Regions from separate parts of the Homo sapiens genome. Here region 1 is linked to region 2. A link is a contact called in ENCODE Hi-C or POLR2A ChIA-PET data. All regions are on one chromosome and are shown on one strand. The core of a region is the stretch at or near the end of the contact, and the rest is flanking DNA. Distances in the headings are between cores, read along the strand shown.

Region 1 (5,982 bases), core at 1,930-4,429, 1.2 Mb after region 2:
GGCAAACATTTGTCACATATTACCTCTGCAAAGATTCTTCTGTCATTCTTCTCCAGGGAAGATATTGAAATTAGTGTGCAGGCAGTGAAAGCTAAGATGCAGATGGAGATTCCAAAACAGCTCTGTTATCTTGAAAGCCAATTTCATTTCTCTACAGCCACACTTTTAGAGCCAAAGCTTAAGGATGCATTTTTCTCTCAACTGGTTGTGTGAAGCAGCAAGTGAGTACAAAAATATCAGGGAAAAATGTGTAGAAGGACAACAATTTCACTTCTGCTTCTGAGATTATCCAGATATATTCTCCTTCAAACAGTGCACAAAGCTGGGGTTAGGAAATACTAAAATGAAACCACATCATCATTGCCAAGAAAATCTTCAGGTCCAGGAGTCACAGAGAAGACAAGTCAGTTATATGACAAAAGATTAATAAGTTGGAAAGAAACTACCACTCATATTGTATTACATGGACAGAGCCAGCAAAAATAATAATATAAAAACAAACTAAACAAATAAGTAAAGGCCTTGCTCCTCCCTCCTCCAACTCAGATCAAAGTCAACATCCACCCAGTATCACAAACATTAACAGCACTGATCGTATATGCTAAGAAATCAAGTCCCTGTACCACAATGCCAAATTCTATTTTAATAACAAAACTGTAATAATGTTTATAAAATGTCAAACTTGTACTTGTATCCCAGAAGTCCATTCTAGGACAGCAAGATTTAGCTTTGGCAATACTATTCCTTTCAGCATTCCACCTTTCAGCATTTGATCAAAATGTGCATTTGGTGAACATCTAATATTTATAGAAAATAGATCAGAGAGATATACACCAAAATGATAACAGCAGTTATCTATGTGTAATAGGGTTATTACTATTATTTTAACTTATACATTTTCTAAATAAAGGAGGAAGAGCAAGAGGGGAAAGAGAAGGAAAAGGGTAAGAGAAGAGGAGGAAGAGAAATAAGAAAAAGAAAAGTTGTCCTTGAAAGAAAACCCATCTGGCTAAAAGGCTAGTGCAGAGCAGCCTTGGGCGGTCAGCACAGGCTGTACACCACAAGATTTCAGGGGACGCTACTCAGTGCCCACTCCTCAAACACTGTGCTGAAGCCACCCCACCCTTACACCTCAGCCTCCCACAGTGCTGGGAGAGAAAAGAGAGTTTCAAGGAAGATAGTATTATCATCGAAATTTAATCAGTGTGATATCTTTATTACTTAAAGCTTTTTAAAAAATCAGTAATTTCAAGTCAAAGATGTAGCCTAATAACAAGTACAGAGAAACACACCTGATATGACTATACAGGTGGCAAAATTGCCTGTGAAGGAGACATTCTTTTTGTAGACTTCCTATGAATACAATCACCCCTCAGTAACTCAGGAGATTGGTTCCAGGACCTCCAGGGACACCAAATTCCGTGGATGCTCAAGTCCATCATATAAGATGGCATGATATTTGCATATAACCTACACAAATCCTCCTGTATCCTTTAAGTCATCTCTAGATAATGTATAATACATAATACAATGTAAATGCTGGGTAAATAGTTGTTATGCTATAATTTTTTGTTTTTTGTTTTTTTGACACAGGGTCTCACTCTGTCGCCCAGTTTGGAGTACAGAGGTGCAACCTCTGCTCACTGAAGCCTCAACCTCCCAGGCTCAAGCGATCCTCCCACCTCAGTCTCCCTGGTATCTGGGACTACAGGTGTATGCCACCACGTCTAATTTTTGTAGAGACAGATTTTGCCACATTGCCTAGGCTGGTCTCGAACTCCCAGACTCAAGTGATCCACCAGCCTCAGCCTCCCAAAGTGCTGGGATTACAGACATGAGCCACCATGCCTGGGGGTATTTTTTTTATTGCATTGTTATTTTTTGGCTTTTTCCCCAAATATTTTCAATCTATGTGATTGAATCTGTGGTTGCAGAACCCATGGATTATTTACAGAATTTTTTAATGACAGAGTCAGTATGACCTGACTCTTGCCTTGGTAGACTAAGACCTGTTGAGGACATATCTGTCTAGTTCATCACTGTGTCACCAGTACTCCACAGGGTACCTGGCCCATAGTAGGGCCCAACCAGTACCTTCTCAATAGTTTTTTTTTTTTTTTTTTTTTTACAAAGGCATTACATACCTTTTTGCACATAACAATGCTTTCAGAACAACTTTCTTTATGACTATTCTCAACAGTTACCTAGTATTCCATTGTGTGGATATACATAATTTGTTTAACCAATCCCCTATATTTTAATATTACATTTCCAACTTTTCACTATGATAAAGAGCTCTGGGATGAATAATGACCTTGATTATTTCTTAAAATAAGCCCCTAAAAGTAGAATTGCTGGGTCAAAGAGTGTGTGAGCATCTACGGTCTCACTCTTCAAAGCTACCCTCTAGACCCTTATCTTGAAGGCAGTAGTCATGAACTTTACTATTTAGGTAAGCTACTATGGACTTCTCAAGCAGAGCAATCTCCTAAAACAGGTGCCTTTGGCATCAGCAGCCAAAGCTCCAGACCTATCTTCAGTACCCATCAGACACAGAAATCTGAGAAGCAGCAACTGCTCCAAGGGGCCTCTGTGCTCCTCCCAATGGCTCAACCTCCTCTTCTTGCTCAGTGGAAGACAGAAACACATTGTAGCATCATACGCACCTCCCCGCCTTTGCTTCCACTAAGTCAAATGGTCTTCCAGTGATGCCAGCGGTATCATTTTGTTTCCCATCCCACCCGTAAGACACAGAAACGTCAAGCCGCACAGAACTACAACAAGGCTGTCAGTGTGTGTCTGCCTCACCCCCTTTTACCTAGTCACTTCCCATTAGTTCCTCTAAAAAGAGAAAGATAGAAATATGAAGGAACTTTCCATGGCATAATTTTCACTTTTTATCCACTTTCATAAAAAATGGGCCTTTTAAATACCTTCCTGGTGAATTTAATGAGAGTTTTAGATGCACTGTCCCCCAAAATACACTTAAATACATGGTGGCTTCAGGAAACCCATCCAGGGACCCCCAATAAGAACCTGTGGGCCACACATAGGGCCTTGAAACGAATGAGCAAAATGAGGCTTGAGAAACTCCTGAGAGCGTTCTCACAATCCTGCCTGTTTCTAAAATCAAAGTGAGAGGGAAAGCCGGCCATGCTGAGGCCCCTATGGAAACCTGGAACACTGCCCAGCCAACTGCTTGGAACTTTGTAGAGCCTTTCAAAGTAACTTAGTTGTCACTACATGGACCACAGCAGTAAAGCAAATGTTAAATTACCAACCTTGTGAACAGGTGGCAGAGACATTCTGAGGCACAGGTGAGGTTTTGCCTCCTGACAACCCGACATGCTATATATTTGCTTATTTGATTATTGTCGGTCTGACCCTTACCAAGAAAACTCCATACGAGCTGAGACTTTGCTTTGTTCACACCTGTATCCTGGCCTCGTTCAACGTCAAAGCTGCCAGTCTCCACAATTCTGAAGGCTCAGGCTAGAGATGGAGGCCATCTACAAAGGCTTCCACAAAAAGCAATGGCATACAGGGGACATTCTGTGTACTTGGGTCTGGGGGTGTGTAGAGTGAACTAATAGCCAGGGGAATAATAGGGACAGGCTCTGGGATAAGATCAGGTAGAAACACAGAGGAAGGGACTATGCAGTCCACGTGGTGAAAATCTCGACAACACACGGCCAGAAAACTGGGTACAGATAGTGCCTGTGCAATAGCCCATCTCACTTATGGTCCATCTAGTCAAATGAATGGTCAACACGCCACCCAGGAGAGGAAAGGGAATCAACACGCACTCTCTCTTACAGGAAATCTCAGGGTCACCCTCTGCTGCCACATCCCAAGGCCACCTCAACAACTGCAGAATGCAACCCTGTACTACTGTGGACACACGCCAAGGGTCTTCACACCACGACACTTGTGACAGAGTGGTTATTATCCCCATTTCACATGAGAAAGCCACTGCCCCAAAAGGATTTAAACCCAAGCCCACTGTTCTTCATCACTCCTCAGCTGGCTTTCAAAATCAGGGCCCCTGGGTCCTTGCCTTCCCAGTTCCTGTTATCTAGAAGACCCTGGGTGTCCTGACATCTTACAAATGGCTCAGAAATTGCATTACTACCTCACCAGTGTGCTTGGACAGCCAGCAGCATCTTTCCTCACTGCCCTCACCTACTCTGCCTCTGTCTCAGATGACCAGGACAGCCTGACTTGGGCTGAAGGCCGTGGGTCCTCTATACAGACTGTTTCTTTCACAATCCTCTTCTGGTCCCATGGCCTTTTCTCCAGCATCCCAAGCATCTCTGCTCTCCAGTCATCCTCCACCTGCCTGTGCACCTTCATCCCTGCCGCTGCCCCCTGCCTTTCCTCCACCCTTCCCTCTCCCCTCCTGGTTTCCTCAGGAGTAAAACATTCCTCTTCTCTGTTGGCCTCAGACACACTGGCACCCCCCATCCCCTTTTCCAACTCCTGCCTAAACTGTCAGCCTGTGTCTGTTAGGGGGAAAGAAGCTGTGGGCAAAGCCTGCCTTCCCACCCTATCTCCCTCCCAGTCCTGATTTCTCCTGCCTCTGCTGCTTTCACCCAGCCCCCTGCCAGTGGGGTGGGTACCACTTCAGCTAGCCCTCCCCACCACTTCCTTAGGAGATAGTTTTCTTGAGGTTTGTTCTCTACCATCCTGCCCCAGGGCTTTTTTCTTCAATCCCTCCATCTCCATCTGTGACTATTGGGAACTCCCTTCCAAATTTAAGCATCTTCCACCTGCCAAGCTTAGCTGAGGATCCTCCACCCCTTAACCTGAGATTTGTTATAACATCCCGTCTTCATGGATTCACATAGAATACCTGCATGAAACTTTTAGAAGACTGAACATCCACATTTTGCTCCCTTAATGGAGACAGCCTGCCAGAAGGAATATCCATTACAACCTGGGAAATGCAAACAGCTTATTGCTATTTCTATAAAGTGGTCTGGACATGAAATTAAATAGGACTGGGGAAGGTAGTGCTGAAATCAGCTTCTTTTGTTAATGAATAATAAGCAGCTGGCGAAAAGGAGGAGTGGAGGGGAGAAAAAAGAAAACAAGGAACTGGAACCACTGAAAACACAAATGAAAGGGGAATTTCACACTTAGCCAAAAATTCAGGGAAAATAAAATAAAACTTTGTTTTTAATAGAGTCTTTCTTTTAAAAGTTGATTTATCTTAAAGATAGAAAGTCGTTAATCTTCTCCAGGTTTTACATTCCTAGCAGACAGCTAACATTTAGCCACTTTGTTGTTTGTTGTTGTTGTTGTTGTTCTGAGACAGAGCCTCGCTCTGTCGCCCAGGCTGGAGTGCAGTGGCGTGATCGCGGCTCACTGCAGCCTCTGCTTCGTGGATTCAAGCAATTCTCCTGCCTCGGGCTCCTGAGTAGCTAGGATTACAGGCGTGCGCCTCCATGCCAGGCTAATTCTTGTATTTTTAGTAGAGATGGGGTTTCACCATGCTGGCCAGGCTGATCTCGAATTCCTGACCTCATAGCCACGTTTTTTAAAAACAAAGAAAGTAAACTCTTAAGTACTCTTGTAACTCCCCAAGTAGTTTTGAAGTGCAGTCCCAGCTCTGATTCTCCCTTTGGGGGCTGACCACTTATAGCACACATCTTCCTAGGCTTGTCTCTGCTGTCAGGATTATGTCACTAAAAATGAAAACCTCATGTGGCTTTCAACCCTAAAACAAAAGAAAATAAAAACCAAAAAAATGCCACTTCTGGCTCCATCTACACTGACCTATGGTATGGATTCCCTTCTGTGCACTCTGCTGACACAGGGAAACTGGGCAGGTGACCTCTGTCCAGTCATCCCACCCCTGACCCAGGGAGGCTAGGTGTGCAGCTTTGATACTGTACTCACTACTTGGTGATGACATCATCTGTGGACATGTCTGTCTCCCCACTAATCCCTCAAAGACCCAGACCCCATCGCACTCATCTC
Region 2 (6,043 bases), core at 3,139-5,638:
GACAAAAAATTAAAACTAGCAGTGGGAGGTGGCTCATGCCTGTAGTCCCAGCACTTTGGGAGGCTGAGGCAGGCCCAGGAGTTCCAGACAAGCCTGGACAACATGGCAAAACCCCATCTGTACAAAAAATACAAAAATTTGCTGGGCTAATTTTTGTTATTTTCTTAAAATAAATTTTCAGTAGATACATGATCTGATCAAAGAATAAGCATATTGCAGATGCCTCAAATTACTCACAGTCCTTCCTATTTCTGTGAAAGCCCATCAGTGACCATTGGCATGCAAGTATTTTTCTCTTCATCTTCACTTCCACCTTGAGCAACCTTCAGCTCCCCCTCCTTAACCAAGTGGCCCATCCTCTTGGGTGGTGAGACACCCACGAGCACAGCTCCATGTGGAAAACTACATCCATCATGCAAATCCCAGAGGCCTCTGAGTCAGCCACTCTAGTCAGTGGTGGCAAAGTTAGAGCCAGGCAGGGTCTCAGGGACGGCCTGGGATGTTGGACACTTATGTGAGGACCCAGGCCAGGGACAGAGGTCTGTAGGAAAGCCCTGAGCCTCCAGATAGATGCTTCAGTAAAGAGGCTGGCTGGGGGAAGAGGTCATAAGCAGGTAGCCCAAAGCTAAAGGTCTCTGGGGTGGAGCTGGAAGCCTGTAGAGGCAGGTCCTAGGACAATCAGTCATGAGGTCAGGGGTCTGTTTTCCGTGGCCAGGAAAAAAGATACTCACAAGTTCAGATAGTAAAGGAGTCAAGGTCAAGGCTGCTGGCTGTTTCTCCCAGGCAGGGTCATCTAGCATGTGGCATATGGTGGTCCTCAGAGCCTCCCCTGAACCCGCTTGGCTCCTCCCACGGTCTCAGAGGGCTGTCAGCAGCAGATGGGGCTCTCTGCCTACAGCCCTACAGAGAGACTCCTCAGTGGCCATACTTTCTGGGTCACTGGACAGAACTATAAACTCCATAAAAATGTAAATTCAGAGTAGTAACCACTGCCTCCGAGGGAGCACAGGGGAAACAGTGGGAAGCCAGGTAGCCTGCCACCAATCGTGGGAAAAGGGAAGTGGGGGCAGGGAGGGGTCTCTGCATCCCCAACATTCTCCCAGCTCAACTTCCTCAGACTGGGCTGAGAAGAGGCATTAACCTACTTGGTACTTTCTGAAACAGCTGCTGCTGTCCTGAAGTTGCACAGAGCCACCCAGCCCAGAATCATCCTCACTGATTTCAGCCAGAGCCAACAGCTGCCACCAGGTGGCACCAAACTGCAGACGGAGTAGCTCCTTTTCCGCTGGAGAGAGCTTCATGTGGATGGCAGGAGCCAGGGCCAATCTGGGTGTTCCTGCTCCTACTAAGGCCCTGGAACAGCCTGGGGTATCAGAAATTGCAAATGCCTGCTGGGTGGAGAATGGATGGATAGGTGGGTGGATGGAAGGAGGAAGGAGGAATGAAAAAATGGATGGATGAAGGGACAGATGATGGAGTTCATTCTACCTCCCTAGCCCCACAGTAGCTGGGCACCCCTTCTCCTTTAGGTGGGCACCACAGGTGAAGCTGGAGATGTGCCCTGGACCTCACAACTCCAACTCAAGAATATGTCCTCCCAGGTGCCTCTGCCTCTAGCTCCACCTGAGGTACACAGCCTGGAGAGAGGGCCTTTATTGAATAAATTAGTGGGGACAAGGTCTGCCTTCTGTGTCAGGGGGTAGAGAGCAAGAGGTCACTGGGGTGTCCTCACACTCTGCATCACACCGGGGGCAGTCGGGGAGAAAACCCATTCCTGTACCCCGTTCCCACTCCAGCCTGGCCAGACACCATCACCCACCTTCCCACCAGTCCTTGCCCTTCCCACTGTCTGGAAAGCTGCCCCTGGGTGGCCTTCAAGACTCTGGCCCTCACTTCATCCTAATCTCGGCTTAAAGTCTTCTCTTCAAGAGAAGACTTCCGAGACGAAAGAAGCCCAATTCTCGTCCCCACTACTCTCCACCTTTATTCTTGCTTTGGTTTCCTGCTTAGCTGTTAAGTCCTTCTCAAATGCTTTATTGGCACATGCTTGGTGTCTGTCTCAGTGCTCTCATGCAAGCTCCACGGTGCACCCTGGCTTCTAGAACAGCACCTGGCATGCAGCATTTTGTTACGTAAATGAGCCCCAGCTCCCCTACTGGCTGGACCAGCAATAGGCAGCCCCTGGTCCCCATGGCTACCCCCAGCCGGACTCCCCTCCACCAGGAGAGTTCATTATCCCTGAGAAGTTCACCGTTGCAGTAAAAAGGCGACACCTCCTTAATTACCCTGCTAATTACAAGTCCTGTAGTCCTCAACTGTGCACCAACACCGTTGCAAATCTCATTTCCTTGCAAAGTCCAGGATAAACAAATCCAATATATTTTGTTTTAATTATTGCTGTTTAATGGACCATAATGAAACTATAGTGAGGGTGCACAAAAGGAGATCATTTGGAGTATCCACCTGTGCAGGTCCAGTGGTGAGTGGGAGCCTCGATGTTCAGGTTTCATTTACCGTAATCCCAGCTGCCTCTCTGTGCCCAGAAATCCCATCACTTATTTATCGGCCTTGCCTTTGGCTCTGAGCCCGCCACCAGGGCAGGATGTCTGCCCTCCTGGAGAGCAATCTAAAACCCGAGGACCTCGGGGATGGTGGAATTTCTCCACATGCCAGGTGCCTGGATTTGACAAGCCACACAAAAAGGCATTTTGTTTTATCTCAGGGTTTTTTCTTTTTTCCATTTTTACAGGCTAAAACAGTTTATCATACATATATTGACTATATTGTATTTTTTTAAGTTGTTTGTGCCGGGCCAAGGTGGGGGGACTTCCTCTTCTCCGCCTGTTTTCTTTTTGAAAGGTTCATAGCTTGTGAGAGCTTTTAATGTCATAAGGCTTTCATCTTCCATTTGTCATCTGTGACACAGATGTTTTTCCCAATTTCTTGTGTGGCAGTGGTTGTGTGTCCACTCACATGACAGTCTCAACTGCCTCGGCCCTTTTAGTCTTGGTGAGGGTGGGAGACAGCCCCCAAGGCCCCATTCCCCCAGAAAGTCCTTGCGGCAGGAACATCAGAGCTCCACCAGTTGGGTGAGGTAGCACCCGGCACTGATTCTCTGGCTACCCAAGAAGAGAGACCCTCTCCTTGCCAACCCCAGCAGGGCCTGTCTCACCCATCTTCCCCCCAAGGGCCTTCCTCCTTCCTGCCCTCCTGCATCCCTGGCTCTTCAACCTCTTTATTCCCATCTTGCATTCAGGCTCCTGGCTTTTTGAGTCTTTGTTTCTACTTAGGAAGGGATTAGGGGAGGACAAAACAACCTGGGACACCAAAGAGGGAAGAAAGGGGAAAGAAATCTGCAAGAAAGCCACACAGTCCAGGAGCGCGTCCAGCAGGACAGCTGGACTTCACCGGTGTGTTTTCTCAGAAAGTCTTCTAAACCCTGTGGCCCTCCCCAGGTCTGCAGGTGGGGCTCCTTTCAGAATTCACCATCATCAAAGGAGCACTAGATGGCAGGATTGGGGGAGGCTGTGTCAGCAGCAGAGGAGGTGGGAGGACCTTTGAGACTGCTGCAGGTGAAGCTGGGCTCTGCAGACCCACATCGGGCTCCTTACTCACTGTCCTTGACCCTAGAGAGCCCAGACAGCCCCAGGAGGAAGTGGCAGATGCCCCTCTCTGGGATTCCTTGGCTCAGCCTGGGGCCGGCCCCGGGCACACAAAAAACCAGAGGGGAGCTGAGGCAAGTAGCGGGCTTATCTGGCTCCTAATTATGGTCCTGGGGTTATTGGGAGAAAGTGGGTCTTGTATGTGCTTCTATCTATTCAATCAACAAACTGTTGCCAGGCCAGAGGGTCCCAGGCATTCCCAGGGTTGTCCTGCTGTGGGGGCACCTGCGTAGTGATGGGACAGAGGGCTCTGCAGGTGCACTAAGGAGTTTATTCCCATTTTGCTGCTGCCAGCAGCCTGTGCTTTTATAGATTCATTCCTGCGGTCCTGTTACCTCCCCCTTATCTTTATTAAGTAGCAGACATGTTCCTAACACCAGGCCTGGGCACTCTGCCCAGCCTGGGCACTGCCAGGCCTGGGCACTGCAGAGGAGTGCTGGCAAAACCAGCTCCCGGGTGCTCCCAGCCCAGCCCCACACCATCTTCTTGGCTGGCTTTTATGTGAACTAGTGTTTGTCTCATCTCCTCACTAGAGATGAGTGTCTCTTGCTTTCTATTTGCTTACTGTGCCATTTATTCCCCCATAAGCCCTTTAAGAGACGTGGTATTTCCCATTCTTTGCAGATAAGAAGCCTGCCACTCACAGAGGTGAGGGAATTTTCCTAAGGTCACACAGCTGGGTGGCCAGGGACAGAGCCAGGTTCAAATGCAGGACTTTGAACATATCCTCGGTTCACAGAGGGCTGGGATGGGACTGTCTTCACCTCCCCGCACCCCAGGTCTGCAGGGCACCGAGAGACTGTCCTTGAATGGCACCTTAGGTTGATCTAGGAACCCTGAGTTAGGAGAAGCCTCAGAGGTCACCAGAACCTCATTCATGCCAGGCAGGAGCCCACCAGGACCTGGCAAATGAAGCCTGAAGATGCCCCTGCCTGGCTGTCCCCACCTTCCCCCACAGACACCCCTGTCTCCCAGTCAGATCCAAAGAACACACAGAACACATCTGCTCTCTTTTTAAATCAGTTACGTTTTTTCTTTTAAATAAAATTATATATCTTCACTGAAGAAAATGTAGAAAACATAGCTAAATAAGAAGAGAATAAAAACCACACATGATCTCACTAATGAGAGAAAAGCTTTCCAGTGTTGACTGTAATGAATTTCTGCCTGGTGTTTTTTCTATACAAATAGTTGTAAACAAAAATAGGATCATATTGTGAAGACTTCTGTGACCAGCTTTTTGAATCAAACAGTGTTGTTGAACATCTTGCTATAAACATCATCTTCAATGTCTTCTCCATAATTTGGATGGATGGATGAATGGACGGATGGATGGATGGATGGATAGATGGAAGGATGGATGGATGGATGGAAGGATGGATGGATGGGTTTGCTTCACTTTAATCTAAGCAATACCACACATCCACAATGGACAACAGAGGAAGTTGTTCTCTTTCCACTACCTGATTGAGAGTGGTAGCTTACTGGCACGGCAGGGCTCTTGTTCTGATTTCATTAGATCTCAAATGGTCTCACTTGGGCTCCAGGAGGGTGGTCAAGAAGAGTGAAGATCAAAAAGGTTTTTCTCTCCACCACTCTGTCCCAGTGGTACAGAAACACAGGTGCCACTGGCCACCAGCTGTGCAGGGTCTCAGCTCTGCCAGTGACCTGCTTCCCTAAGCTTTATAAATTCCACTGCTGATCACCTGCTAAAGCTGACCAATTCCACCATCTCCCAGTCAGCCAGCCAGGAGAGTTTAGGTTCTGCCCGCAAACCAGGACTTCTGGACCTAAGCTGGGAAGGAGGTGGGGGAAGGCAAGAAAGCTATAAAACTCTTCCTCCTGCTTTAAAAAAACAGGACATCGCCTTGTGAGAGAAATAGCTAAATATGATCACACTGGGCTTTAAGTGGAAAAAAAGAGTTAAAAAGAAAAAGAATGACAAGAGAAGCCTCTGATCCGTTCGTTATTCATTCAATAAATACCAACGGCTGTCTCTGTGCTGGGCCAGTGTTGCCCTGGGGAACCCAGCTGTATGTTTTATGGAATAGAATAACACAGGAGGCAATAGTCCCCCCTAAGCTGGCCCCCATACCTCCCCTCAGCCAGCACCATTCCCAGGATGGATAAACCGAGGCTTAGGGAGAGTCTATGCCTCACCCAAGATCATACAGGGACTTCAATGTCATCATTAAATGAGATCTAGTGCTCTGAGTTCCCAAGTGGATATCATTTCTTCCCACACCATTCCCACTGCTCACCCTACTCAGCAGTCATGAAAAGTCAAGAGAAGCTCATGCCAGGGCGGGACCCTCCCCACAGCCACACTCTCCAGCGCTCTGTTTGCATACTCCCTCAGCAAGACCATCTTCTGTGAGTCC

Evidence for each region. Hi-C counts contacts between places; a loop is a spot of excess contacts on that map. ChIA-PET counts read pairs that join two places held with the same protein, here RNA polymerase II (POLR2A).
Region 1: a map of lower leg skin shows a loop between it and region 2 (14-fold over the local background). The contact joins two enhancer-like sites. A Hi-C loop is called at or near these places in 1 of 168 maps with a recorded cell type or tissue (lower leg skin). POLR2A ChIA-PET finds 5 or more read pairs at or near these places in 1 of 52 experiments (activated T-cell).

What each region holds. Positions count from the first base shown.
Region 1 is chr10:50,607,417-50,613,398 of GRCh38, forward strand. All of the region lies in intron 1 of SGMS1 (sphingomyelin synthase 1), which reads right to left. Among named protein-coding and RNA genes, the nearest start is that of SGMS1, 14 kb to the right of the region's middle. Within about 2 kb of position 3,180, at least 7 of the 41 ENCODE cell types and tissues checked have a DNase peak (open chromatin) inside an H3K27ac peak, as active enhancers do.
Region 2 is chr10:49,406,493-49,412,535 of GRCh38, forward strand. No RefSeq gene overlaps it. Among named protein-coding and RNA genes, the nearest start is that of DRGX, 13 kb to the left of the region's middle. Within about 2 kb of position 4,389, at least 3 of the 41 ENCODE cell types and tissues checked have a DNase peak (open chromatin) inside an H3K27ac peak, as active enhancers do.